2 separate regions of the Homo sapiens genome follow, and region 1 is linked to region 2. The links are chromatin loops, found by intact Hi-C in ENCODE. Cell type or tissue: K562. All regions are shown on one strand.

Region 1 (2,500 bases), 470 kb before region 2:
ATTCCCTTTTTTTCCTGCATCCTCACCAGCATTTTTTATTTTTTGTCTTTTTGATAATAGCCCTACTAACTGGGGTGAGACAATAGCTCGTTGTGGTTTAGATTTGCATTTTCCTGATTAGTGATGTTGAGCACATTTTCATACATTTGTTGGCCATTTGTATGTCTTCTTTCAAGAAATGTCTGTTCAGATCATTTGCCCTTTTTTTTTAATTGGGTTGGTTTTTTGCTGTTGAGATGTTCGAGATCCTTGTATATTCTAATACTAGCCCCCTGTCCGATGAATAGTTTACACATATATGAGGCACCACGAGATCCTTTACACAGGTTAGTTCACTTACTCCTCACTCCAACCCTATGAGGGAGGCGCTATTACTACCACTCTTATTTTACCCATAGAGAGTTCAGCAGAGGTTCATAACTTCCCCCAAAGTCACACAGCTAGTGTGGCAGATGGAGCAGGGTTGGATGCCAGAGCCAGGCCCTCCAGCCCCACGCCTCGTTGCTGCAGGAGCCCTCCAATCTGCAGTCACTGCCACAGGCATCAATGGCACTACCCAGAATAAGGATTTATTGAGCACCTACTGTATTCACAGAACTCTAATCAGTCTGAAAGTCCAAGCAATGAAGCAAACAAAGCCAAGGAATGGCAGAAATGGCAGAGTTCAAACCAGAGTCTAGGGCCTGAAGTGCACCGCATGGGCCAGGTTAAAGTGAATGAAACATTCCTATTTTGATCCTTTTCATTATTTATCATTCATACCCCTAACTACCTTTAATGCGATTAGTTTTAGATGTAAAAACAACAAATACGCTACAAATCAGCTCTTCCAACATTTTCTTCTCGTGAAAAAGGCTCTTTGAAAGCCCTGTTTTGCAGAAACTTGCTCCTTTTGCATGAATGGTAAATCATAGGAGACCTGGTAGATTACGCTACATACTTAATGTGAAAGGTTGCTTCATTCAAGAGCCTGGAGTTTTCAGACATTGTCCTGAAACTTCCCTGCCTAGGGTAGGGTAATGCCAGCGACGGCAGGAAATAGCTCTGACGCACTTAAGAGTTAAATACAACCTACAGAAGTTCTGGCTGGGTGGGGAAAACCTATTGCTAAAGAGAAGAGCTACTTTTTTTCTTTTCTGGAATTTGCAAACAGCATTTATTCTCAGCCTTACCTTCCACAAGCTCCACCTGGAACATTGCTGGGCAGCGTGGAAACAGAAGCAAACATCAGCCAGGCCGGCAGGGGGCAGCAGACCCCACATTTTGCCCTCGCCTCCCGTGGGAGGGAGTGCCCGGCTCCCAAAATCCTGTGGCGGGTTTTGTCCCAAGCGACTTCAGCCAGCAGATAGTTCGTGTCCTTCTGAGGCCGCAAAATTTGGGGTGGAAGAAGTGGGGCGTGAGGCTGAGAGTGAGGAGAGCAATCCAGGGTCGCCAGGGTGGGAGCCGCAGCGGGCCCTAGGCCTCCGGGAGGACACTGATGCTTCCGGACCGCGCGAGGCGCGCCGGCAATGCCGGCAATGGACGTGCGACAGCGGCACGAGGCGGGGCACCGGGAGGGGATGCGGGGGGAGGGGGGACTCGGGCATGGCGGGCTTCAGGTTCCGAGCCCTATCCCTGCGGGGAGGCGGCTGAGGCCCAGCGAGAATTCGAGCGCGGTGCGGGCGGGCCGGCAGTGCTGGGGGGACCCGGCGCACCCTCTGCAGCTGCTGGCCCGGGTGCTAAGCCCCTCACTGCCAGGAGCCTGCGGCGCCTGCTGGCTGCTTTGAGTGCGGGGCCCGCTGAGTCCGCGCACACCCGGAACTCGCGCTGGCCCGCGAGCGCCGCTCGCAGCACCGGCTCCCGCCCGCGCCTCTCGCTCCACACCTCCCCGCAAGCAGAGGGAGCCGGCTTCCGCCTCGGCCAGCCCAGAGAGGGGCCCGCCACAGCGCAGTGGTGGGCTGAAGGGCTCTTAGAGCATGGCCAGAGTGGACGCCAAGGCCGAGGAGGCGCCCAGAGTGAGCGAGGGCTGCTAGCACTTTGTCACCTCTCAATTTGACGTTGTAAGCTTCCTTCCACAGAGTGACCTTTTTCATGCAATCGATGTGCTCCTGTGTCAGCTATGCAAAATAATTTTTGTTTACTGAATCTGGTTTAAAAGGCAAGAAGTTGCTTCCCATTGGGCACTTTGATCCTGGTGAAACGGGATGTGTATGCCTGGAAACATGGACAGTCACATGCACTGCTTGGTTTTGTGTGGAACTAACATGAGATGATCTTTTCACTGATTTTCAGAATTGTGGAGAATTCACTTAGGAAAATAAGCATGTGTATCAATGCATGACCAATATGGGCGTTTACTTTAACTGATTTCACAGAAGCAGTGCTCCTAATATTTTGAGCCACACAGATTTTATCTGGTGCCTCTTTATGATATGATCAATTAGCTGCTTACTTCATAAGTTATGTGGAGTGGGGAAGATACTCCTATTTTCTCTTTAAATGTCTTTTCTCTGATTTAAAG
Region 2 (2,500 bases):
TCCGCCCCCGTCCGGTCGCATTCCGGCGCCCGCCGCCGCCGCCGCCACCGCCGCCGATCTGGGAGGCTTGTCCCTCGCCGCCCACCGTAGCCCCGGCGCTCGGCCGGTCGCCGTTTCCAAGATGGCCGCGGCGCGCACGGCTCCTGCGGCGGGGTAGAGGCGGAGGCGGAGTCGAGTCACTCCCGCACTTCGGGGCTCCGGTGCCCCGCGCCAGGCTGCAGCTTACTGCCCGCCGCGGCCATGCGGGGCTCCGTGCACGGATGAGAGAAGCCGCTGCCGCGCTGGTCCCTCCTCCCGCCTTTGCCGTCACGCCTGCCGCCGCCATGGAGGAGCCGCCGCCACCGCCGCCGCCGCCACCACCGCCACCGGAACCCGAGACCGAGTCAGAACCCGAGTGCTGCTTGGCGGCGAGGTGAGTGTGGCGGCCGCAGTCGGTCGCTCGCAGAAAGCGGGGCGGGTCCTGGCCCGAACTCGGTCGGGCCCGAGGGCCTCTGCTTCCCGCCAGGTGGGGAGGGAAGCATCCAGTCTCTGCAGGCTGGGGCGGGAGGGGCGCGGTGCATCCCTGGGTCCCAGGGGACCGCGTCTGAGTCTGTCCGGCGACTCCTCCCGGGGTTGCAGCTCCGCAGGGTTCCGCTCGAGCGTGTTGCCGGCTCCCCTTCCCTTGTAGACTCCCCCAGCTCACCCTCAACGTTGCGGGGGCTGGGAGCAGAGTGCGGCTGCCTCCCCTGCCGCTAGCTTCGGAAGAGTGGCCTCACTGAAGTGCCTCTCATCATTACTGAACGAAAGTGGTCCCTCCCCTCTGCCCTCATTCGAGTAAAAGAGACATTCGGAAATCGAGTGCGTACTGGCTATTTCCCCGCGTTCTCCTCCTCCTCTCCTTTTGCCCGCTCCAGAGAATGCCTGTCATCTCTTCCGTGAGAAATTGCACTTAGACTATGCAGACAGATACGTTGCTTTCCTGTTCTGAGGGCCCCTTACTGTCCTTTAGTGCTAGTATTGTGCAGATTGTTGCTCACACGTGCACAAAAGTAAGGATTCATTTGTCTAAAACTTTGCTACTGCAGGAAGCTCTAAGGTGGAACTTCGGTAACCAAAGCATTTGTTGCTTTTTCTTCCATACTCTATTAACTTATTTTTATGTCTTTATTTTTTTTTTAATTGAGAGAACAAACTCACCATAACTGAGAATTTCCCTCTTTTTACGTGCCTATGTTTGTATGTTCAAATGTCCTCTTACTCCCTGTCCTTTGCATCCCAGAGTAAACTTGCAAACTGCTGCCCCCTGTCCCCTGTAATGAAAATACCTCGGCAGCTCCTCTTGGCATCTTATGGTCTTGCTCTATGGTTCTAGGAATAAGGCAGTAAAGTGTCCTCTTTTTCCTGCTTAAAGAAAATTCACACCTGTAACTGTAGTTAGAACTGAACACAGGAGCCATATTCTTGCTTGTCATCATTCAGTTGGCCCAAACAAATTTGTTTTATTTTTATAAGCTGTGAAGAAATTAGTTGCCTCTTTTAATTCTGAGATAGTTCTGGGTACTTCTAAGGAACAACTTCTCTGAATAATGGTACAGGGTGTAATGAGAATTCCTTTGGTTCCTTTTGAATACATCTAGTATTTTTAGAAATTTTGTCAGAAAGTTTATTATAAATTTGTTAACGGATCAGTTTTCGAGCAATTTTGATACCTTTTTCTTTAAAATTAATAGTGAACACTTAACGGTTAAAATAGGCCATTGTCTTTATTTCTATTAACCCATTTAATCTTTTCAACAACTCTATGAGGTAGGTCCTGTTATACTCTCTTTTTGACAGATGAGGAAACTGAGGCACACAGTTTAAGTATCTTGTCCAGGGTTTCACAGCTGGTAATGAAGAAAGGTCTGGCTGCACAGCCCATGTCTTTAACCACCATGAAGAATTCATTATCCAAATGGGCGGATCAGAAATTAGAATTCTGTATAACCCTACTCCGGAAAGAAATGGACATGAGCATTCTTAGGTAAAAGCGAGAAGGGCAGAGAAATGAAAATGTGCTGCAAAAATGACTGCTGCTTCAGTGGTAAAAAAAAAAAAAAACTTGACTTTTCAGTCAGGCTTCTGTCTGTGTTATAATAAAAATAGGTCAGGATAATGGGTTTCATCCAACTGTAAGTGAACAGCAGTGTACGGAACAAGAAGATCTCAATATTTTTCTTAGCAACATTGCAGTTAATTTTACAATAGAAAAATCTGTAAAACAGATTACTTGACAAAGCTGTTGTTTTCTCTTTTTTATGTCCTCGTTGTCACCACCTGCTCTTCAATACATAGAACTGACCTCTGACAGAATTACTGTAGATCTTTGGTAAAAGATGTAGGGGGTCTATCCAGTTGTTCATTTGAACTTTTTTTTTTAACCATTTTAGAGGAGCTCAGTGTACGTGTTCAAAATGTGTGAAATGCCACCTCTTTTTTTTTTTTACAATTTTCTTTTTTATTTTATTTTCAATAGTTTTTG

The links. Peaks named below come from ENCODE experiments on the same cell type or tissue, not always from the same donor. Only the 100,000 strongest peaks of a DNase experiment are listed, where the experiment ranks them.
Region 1: it touches region 2 in a loop (3-fold over the local background); 5 of 110 quality-filtered maps call a loop at or near these places.

The regions. Positions count from the first base shown.
Region 1 is chr6:160,518,794-160,521,293 of GRCh38, forward strand. LOC124901454 (a long non-coding RNA gene) reads left to right here and starts at 1,557. Exons shown (of 2, transcript XR_007059844.1): 1 at 1,557-2,039. RefSeq lists silencers at 1,521-1,650, 1,691-1,770, 1,841-1,950. In K562, CTCF peaks have their summits at 1,246 (motif pointing right) and 1,786; DNase peaks (open chromatin) are centred at 1,288 and 1,538; H3K4me3 peaks cover 1,190 bases.
Region 2 is chr6:160,991,672-160,994,171 of GRCh38, forward strand. It overlaps MAP3K4 (mitogen-activated protein kinase kinase kinase 4), which reads left to right and starts at 98. Exons shown (of 27, transcript NM_005922.4): 1 at 98-412. The coding sequence starts at 261. MAP3K4-AS1 (MAP3K4 antisense RNA 1) reads right to left here and starts at 671. Exons shown (of 1, transcript NR_174962.1): 1 at 1-671. RefSeq lists an enhancer at 1-505 and silencers at 1-103, 566-860, 774-903. In K562, a CTCF peak has its summit at 1,277; DNase peaks (open chromatin) are centred at 640 and 1,280; H3K4me3 peaks cover 1,603 bases.